Regions from separate parts of the Homo sapiens genome. Here region 2 is linked to region 1. Evidence: chromatin loops called from intact Hi-C (ENCODE). Cell type or tissue: prostate gland. All regions are shown on one strand. Links, peaks and the distances in the headings refer to the core of each region. The heading gives the core; the rest is flanking DNA. Region 1 has its middle 19 kb from the start of LINC03140. Region 2 has its middle 83 kb from the start of LINC03140.

Region 1 (2,812 bases), core at 210-2,709:
GAGTGGGAGAGAGGAGAAGGGAAATCAGGGGACGTACTCCAGAGCAAATTTTTACCAGATGAAGAGAAAAAAAGAGGAAAGGCTCTTTAGCTTTCACTCCACCTCACGCATGGACTTAGGAGAACTCGACTACAGGACTCAGTTTTTGAAACTAGCTTCTGGAAGGATTCAGAACTCACTGAGTTTCACGAAAAATGAAAATTACCTGAGGAAAATGCTAAATGTTATTTAAGAATCACAGAATAAGGACTGCTCACTTTAGACAGGTTAATGTGTGGCTCTTGGATAAAAATTTAGAAAGAGGCAGCTGTTTGGAAAGTCCGGGAGGGGCACCAAGCCAGAGACCTGGAGCAGCTCGCAGCCCAGCCTTATGCTGGAGTAACCTGAGCCCTCAGAGAGTCCAGGAGGTGAGGCTACAGTCCAGCATTCTATTTTTAATTCACAGTGTGGAGATAAGAGTTAAATATAAAGCAGATTAAGACTTCCCTTAAATCTCCTCTATAAAAGAAAAACTGGAATTAATCTACAGGAGCACTCCATGGATAGCTCAATACCATCATTTTTTAAGAATAAAATTAGAAGCAGAAAACTGTGTCCTTATCCTTTTGACATCCAAGAATTATTGCCATGAAAGTACTACAGCCCATGAAATTACTTTCCAGGTTACACTCATTAGATTTAGCATTTTCATTCTGTAGACCTGTGGTTTTAACGGAAAAGAAAAGAAAAAAAAATCCCCTCCCTTCATAGTACAACTGTTCCCATACACTGGCCCATTAATGGGATGCTAATGAATGCGGAAGTCATTGTAAAATCACAAACGCAGAACTGAGAAGCAGATTTCAAACATCGATAGGCCTAGCCTTGTTTTGGAAATTTGGATCATGAGAGCATGGGACTCAGGTAGAGCCCTGCAGCCTGTGTTTTCTGCACACTGTAGCTAAAGAGGCCCTCAATTACAGGCTCGATTTTTAAAAAATTTTTAGTCATATTATACAATCACCATTATGGGTTAGACATTAAACAGATGCCAACCTAGCTACTACAGGCTTTGTCACTGGAAGTGTTAACCACATAACACGGCAGCAGCAGAGCAAAGAGATTAAGAGTTCAGGCTCTAGAGCAGTTGGCCAGGGTATGAACCCAAGCCCTACCAATTACTCACTGTGTGACCTTGGGCAAGTTGCTTAATCTCTCTGTGCCGGTGTTTCCACTTTTGAAAAGCGGAGATAATAATAGTCCGTGCCTCCAGTTAGGATTAATTGAGAAAATGTATGCAAAGCACTAAATCAGTTCCTGGCACCATAGTGTGTGCTCAACAGCAGTTGGTGGTTGTTAGTATTTTGTTGTTGGAGACGTGAGAGAAACGAATCTGAAATGGCTGTGCACTCCGGTGGCTGAGTTCAAACCTGCTGAGGTGTCTGGTCTTCACGACATCTCAGGCCTCATGCTGCAGAGGAAGAGGAACCAGTCACCTTCTCTGACGGTCTTCTGTGTATCTGAATCTATTGCCATGCACTGAGCCTTGCATGGTGTGTAATGCCTTGGTTTGTGTATTTACATCATTCCAGCAAGTCAGGATGCTTTTCTGAGCAACTCTCTGTTTGCATGGTGCCTTTAAATACACACAAGAATTACAAGGCAATCCTCTGTTTGTAGCCTACATGAAGGCCAGTTGGAGAGATTTCAAACACCCAGGAGATTCAGCAAACTCATTATAGGGTCTAATATAAGAAGGAACTGTATGTATGAGGAGCTGCTAGGATGCAAAGATGAGTAAGAACTGACCTCTGCTTTCAAGTCAACAATTAGCTGAGGGGCACAGTTAAGACGTAGGTGGATTGACTTTTGTGTTATCCAAACAACACAAACCCATTGTTACAGAGTCTCCAAAGATGAAACACCAAACAAGACACACCTTAGAGAGCAGCACAGCACAGATTCATTTCACAAATACCTACTGGGCATCATCATTTGCCAGGTTACTATTCTAGGTGCTGGGATATAGCAGTGAACAAAAGTCCCTGCCCTTGTGGAGCTGACATTCTAGTGGGCAAAAGAACAATAAATAGAAAAGCCCAAGAGTATGTGTATATACACACATATACACATGGATAGTACGTCAAGGCATGCTAAGTGTTACAAAGAAAAACACAGAAGGGGTAACAGGTTAGGGAGTGACAGGGAAAGGAGGGGTTATATGACAAGCTGCTAATCTTGAGGTAAAGGAAGTTAAAGAAAGAGAGAAACAGATGAGGACTAAGAGCATCATGAGAAAATTCTGGAACCTGGGTAGGCAGGAAGGCCATGGTAGAAGGAGCGGGGAGCAGGTTGTTCTAGGCATGGGATTTAGAGAGAGCAGAGAATGGCCAGAGATAGGAGGAGGGCCAGAGGAGAGGCAGGCGCCCCCAGGGTGGGCACAGCACCTCTGGGGACCAGGTTAACTAGGGGCCTGAAGCCAGAGCCATACAGGCCATTAGGTGTAACTCTCAAGAGCTACTGCAAACTGCCTGGGGAAAAAACATAAGCAGTCCCAGTTTTTATTTCAGCTGGTGAACAGGAACCAGGGCCAAAGGACGGCACCAGCCTGGTAACACCAGACACTTTTTCTAACTCTCATTGTCACTTGTCATAAAGAACTTCCAATACTGCCTGCTGTCACAGGTGCAATCTAAACAAGCTGAACTTATAGAGGCAGAGCATAGAACAGTGTTTGTCAGGGGCTGGGAGAAATGGGGAGTTGTTAGTCAAGAGGTAAAACATCTCATCTATGTAGGATGAAAACGGTCTGCAGATCTAATGTACAGCATGG
Region 2 (2,812 bases), core at 81-2,580, 64 kb before region 1:
ACTCTTAAAGATTTGGCACAGATGAGGCATAGTCAAGGTCACCCACAAGGCCTAGTCACTCACGTGCCCAAGCCTGACATCAAAGGTGCAGAAATTGTAGACTCTCCCATAGGAGGTACTCCAAGAGAAGGAGAATAGGGTCTGGAGGCAGGGAACCTAAGGCTGATTTACCCTGACTTCCTAGAACTAAATCAAAAGGAAAAGCCTGACTTTCCACACCCAAGTAACAAAAGGATGAGAGGCTACTGCCTTTGCAACCCCCTTCCCCGCTTTTCCACATGGTAGATGAAAAATTGAAAGTACCTCTGATTGGTCCCCCCTCACAACCAATCAGACTGATCTTGGGCCAAGTCTTCGTTTGCATAGGAGTATAACTCTATAACTTCATTTCAGCCTCTGATTGGTCACTTTCCACAACCAATCAGACGTTTGCATAGGTTGCAACTTTGTAACTTAACTTCAGCCTCTGATTGATTGTTTTCCTTAACCAATTGGGCTGATCGTGGGCCACTACTTCATTTACACAGGATGTACACCAAATAACCAATGAAAAACCTCTAGAGGGTATTTAAATCCCAGAAAATTCTGTAACCAGAGCTCTTGAGCTGCTTGCTCGAGCCTGCTCCCACTCTGTGGAGTGTACTTTCATTTCAATAAATCTGTGCTTCTCTTTTGTTGCTTTGTTTGTGCATTTTTGTCCAATTCTTTGTTCAAAATGCCAAGAACCTGGATACCCTTCACCAGTCACACAAGTCTGTGTAATCTGTCAGAATGGGGAGTGAGTTGCTGGAAACAAAAACACAATCTATGTTCCTTGCTGCAGCCCCTACCCAGTTCTCCAGCCTATTCCTTCAAGCCCCTCCTCTTCAATGCCAGCTCAAGGAGGGTAGTTTGGAGAGCTCCATGGTGAAGGACTGTGCCCAAGAAGTGGGGCTGCAGCAGCTGTTGTTGCCATTCATCCCTGCTTTGTTCTCAGCGGCCTCTAAGTGCAGAAGGCGGAATAAATTGGCAAGAACTGAAGATGAGTTGGAAGGCAAACAAGAGAACTGAGAGCTTTCTCATTAACTAAAGGGGTCATTGAGATAATGCTTGAGGCAAGAGGCAGAGTGACCTTTAGGTACTTGGCTGGAGGGCTGTCCTGAGAGAATGGAATGAAGCTCACCCCTTAAAGCCATCATCCCCTTCAATTAATATTTACTGAGCACTACTAAGACACTGACCCTGTACTCAGAACTGTAAGCTTTCCTGGGTTGGAAAAGGCTCTGACTAATTTGCACATTAAAAAGCACACAGACAGAGGAACCCACCTTTTTTTCCCTTTCCCAGTCACCCTGGGAGAGACCGTCTTCTCTTCTTCATTCATGTGTGGAATCCCAATTAAGCGTAGTAAACAAAGGAAACTTCTTACATTGTGATTTTCCTCCCTCTTCCCTTGTTTTATTTGCAGTCTGGATTTATTGCTCAAGAATTACCTCCTTTAAGCATCATCCCCTATTAGCCAGAGAGATAAAAGCCATAAAGGGAAGGGAACTCCTTCAGTTCTCTTTGCCAGTTGTGAGACAGAGCAGCTGCGTTTACAAGGGGAGTTGACATCTGTTGACTGAGCCGAGCCTGTCCTGCCCCAGCACTGTGCTCATGCTTGGAATGCAAACTGCAGCTATCAGAGACAGCGCCGGGGTTTAATAACTGCTTGAGCCCAGAGCAAATCTACTTGGGCACTAGAAAAGAAATTGTATAGTTTTAAAGCAGATGTATGCTCTTAACGTGGTTGGCTTGTAAAGCAATAAAACTTGGGGTTTTTCCCCCCTTAGCCTATCACAACTCTTAGAATAAACAGTGTACTTAAGACAGGGCGATTCTATCACAATTCCATGTAATATTTAGTCCATATAACAAGATAAAATTTGAATTAGCATCACATATAGAAGGCATTTCATTTTCTCACATACAGTACAATATTAAGCGCAAACAACATATGTCTCCATGGTTATAAACAACAGCGTCATGTTTGCAAAACAGATCCTATATGTAGAACGTCTGTAAATGGGAGAAAATATGGGGCTTTTGTTGGTTAAAATGATGTTAAATATTTCAAGTCGCATGATCTTTATAAGAAACATTTTCAGGGGCCAGGCGCGGTGGCTCACGCCTGTAATCCCAGCACTTTGGGAGGCCGAGGCGGGTGGATCACGAGATCAGGAGATTGAGACCAGCCTGACCAACCCTGATGGGGTTTAGTAGTGAAACCCCATCTCTACTAAAAATACAAAAAACTAGCTGGGTATGGTGGTGCATGCCTGTAATTCCAGCTACTCGGGAAGCTGAGGCAGGAGAATCACTTGAACCCGGGAGGCAAGGGTTGCGGTAAGCCGAGGTCGCTCCACTGCATTCCAGCCTGGGCAACAAGAGCTCTTTCTCTGTGACCTTGAAAAAATCAACTGGTCTGAGCCTCCATTTCTTCACCTGCCAGAATAAGGATGTTGGGCTAGATCAAGGTTTCTTTAGGTGTATTGTGAGGAACATTATTTCTGAGGAAATTAATGGGAGTAATTTTTTAAAAATTATTTTTGGCTGGGCACGGTGGCTCATGCCTCTAATCCAAGCACTTTGGGAGGCCAAAGTGGGTGGATCTCCTGAGGTCAGGAGCTCGAGACCAACCTGGCCAACATGGCAAAACCCCACCCCGTCTCAACTAAAAATACAAAAATTAGCCAGGCGTGGTAGTGGGTGCCTGTAGTCCCAGCTACTCGGGAGACTGAGGCAGGAGAATCTCATGAACCCGGGAGGCGGAGGTTGCAGTGAGCTGAGATCG

The links. Peaks named below come from ENCODE experiments on the same cell type or tissue, not always from the same donor. Only the 100,000 strongest peaks of a DNase experiment are listed, where the experiment ranks them.
Region 2: a loop joins it to region 1, with 2.9 times the contacts of the local background. A loop is called at or near these places in 2 of 110 quality-filtered maps.

What each region holds. Positions count from the first base shown.
Region 1 is chr4:128,588,532-128,591,343 of GRCh38, reverse strand. No RefSeq gene overlaps it. Among named protein-coding and RNA genes, the nearest start is that of LINC03140, 19 kb to the right of the region's middle. In prostate gland, for the core only: no CTCF peak of the experiment used is centred there; a DNase peak (open chromatin) is centred at 1,603; H3K27ac peaks cover 2,114 bases.
Region 2 is chr4:128,652,472-128,655,283 of GRCh38, reverse strand. No RefSeq gene overlaps it. Among named protein-coding and RNA genes, the nearest start is that of LINC03140, 83 kb to the right of the region's middle. RefSeq lists an enhancer at 2,223-2,722. In prostate gland, for the core only: no CTCF peak of the experiment used is centred there; a DNase peak (open chromatin) is centred at 1,613; H3K27ac peaks cover 878 bases.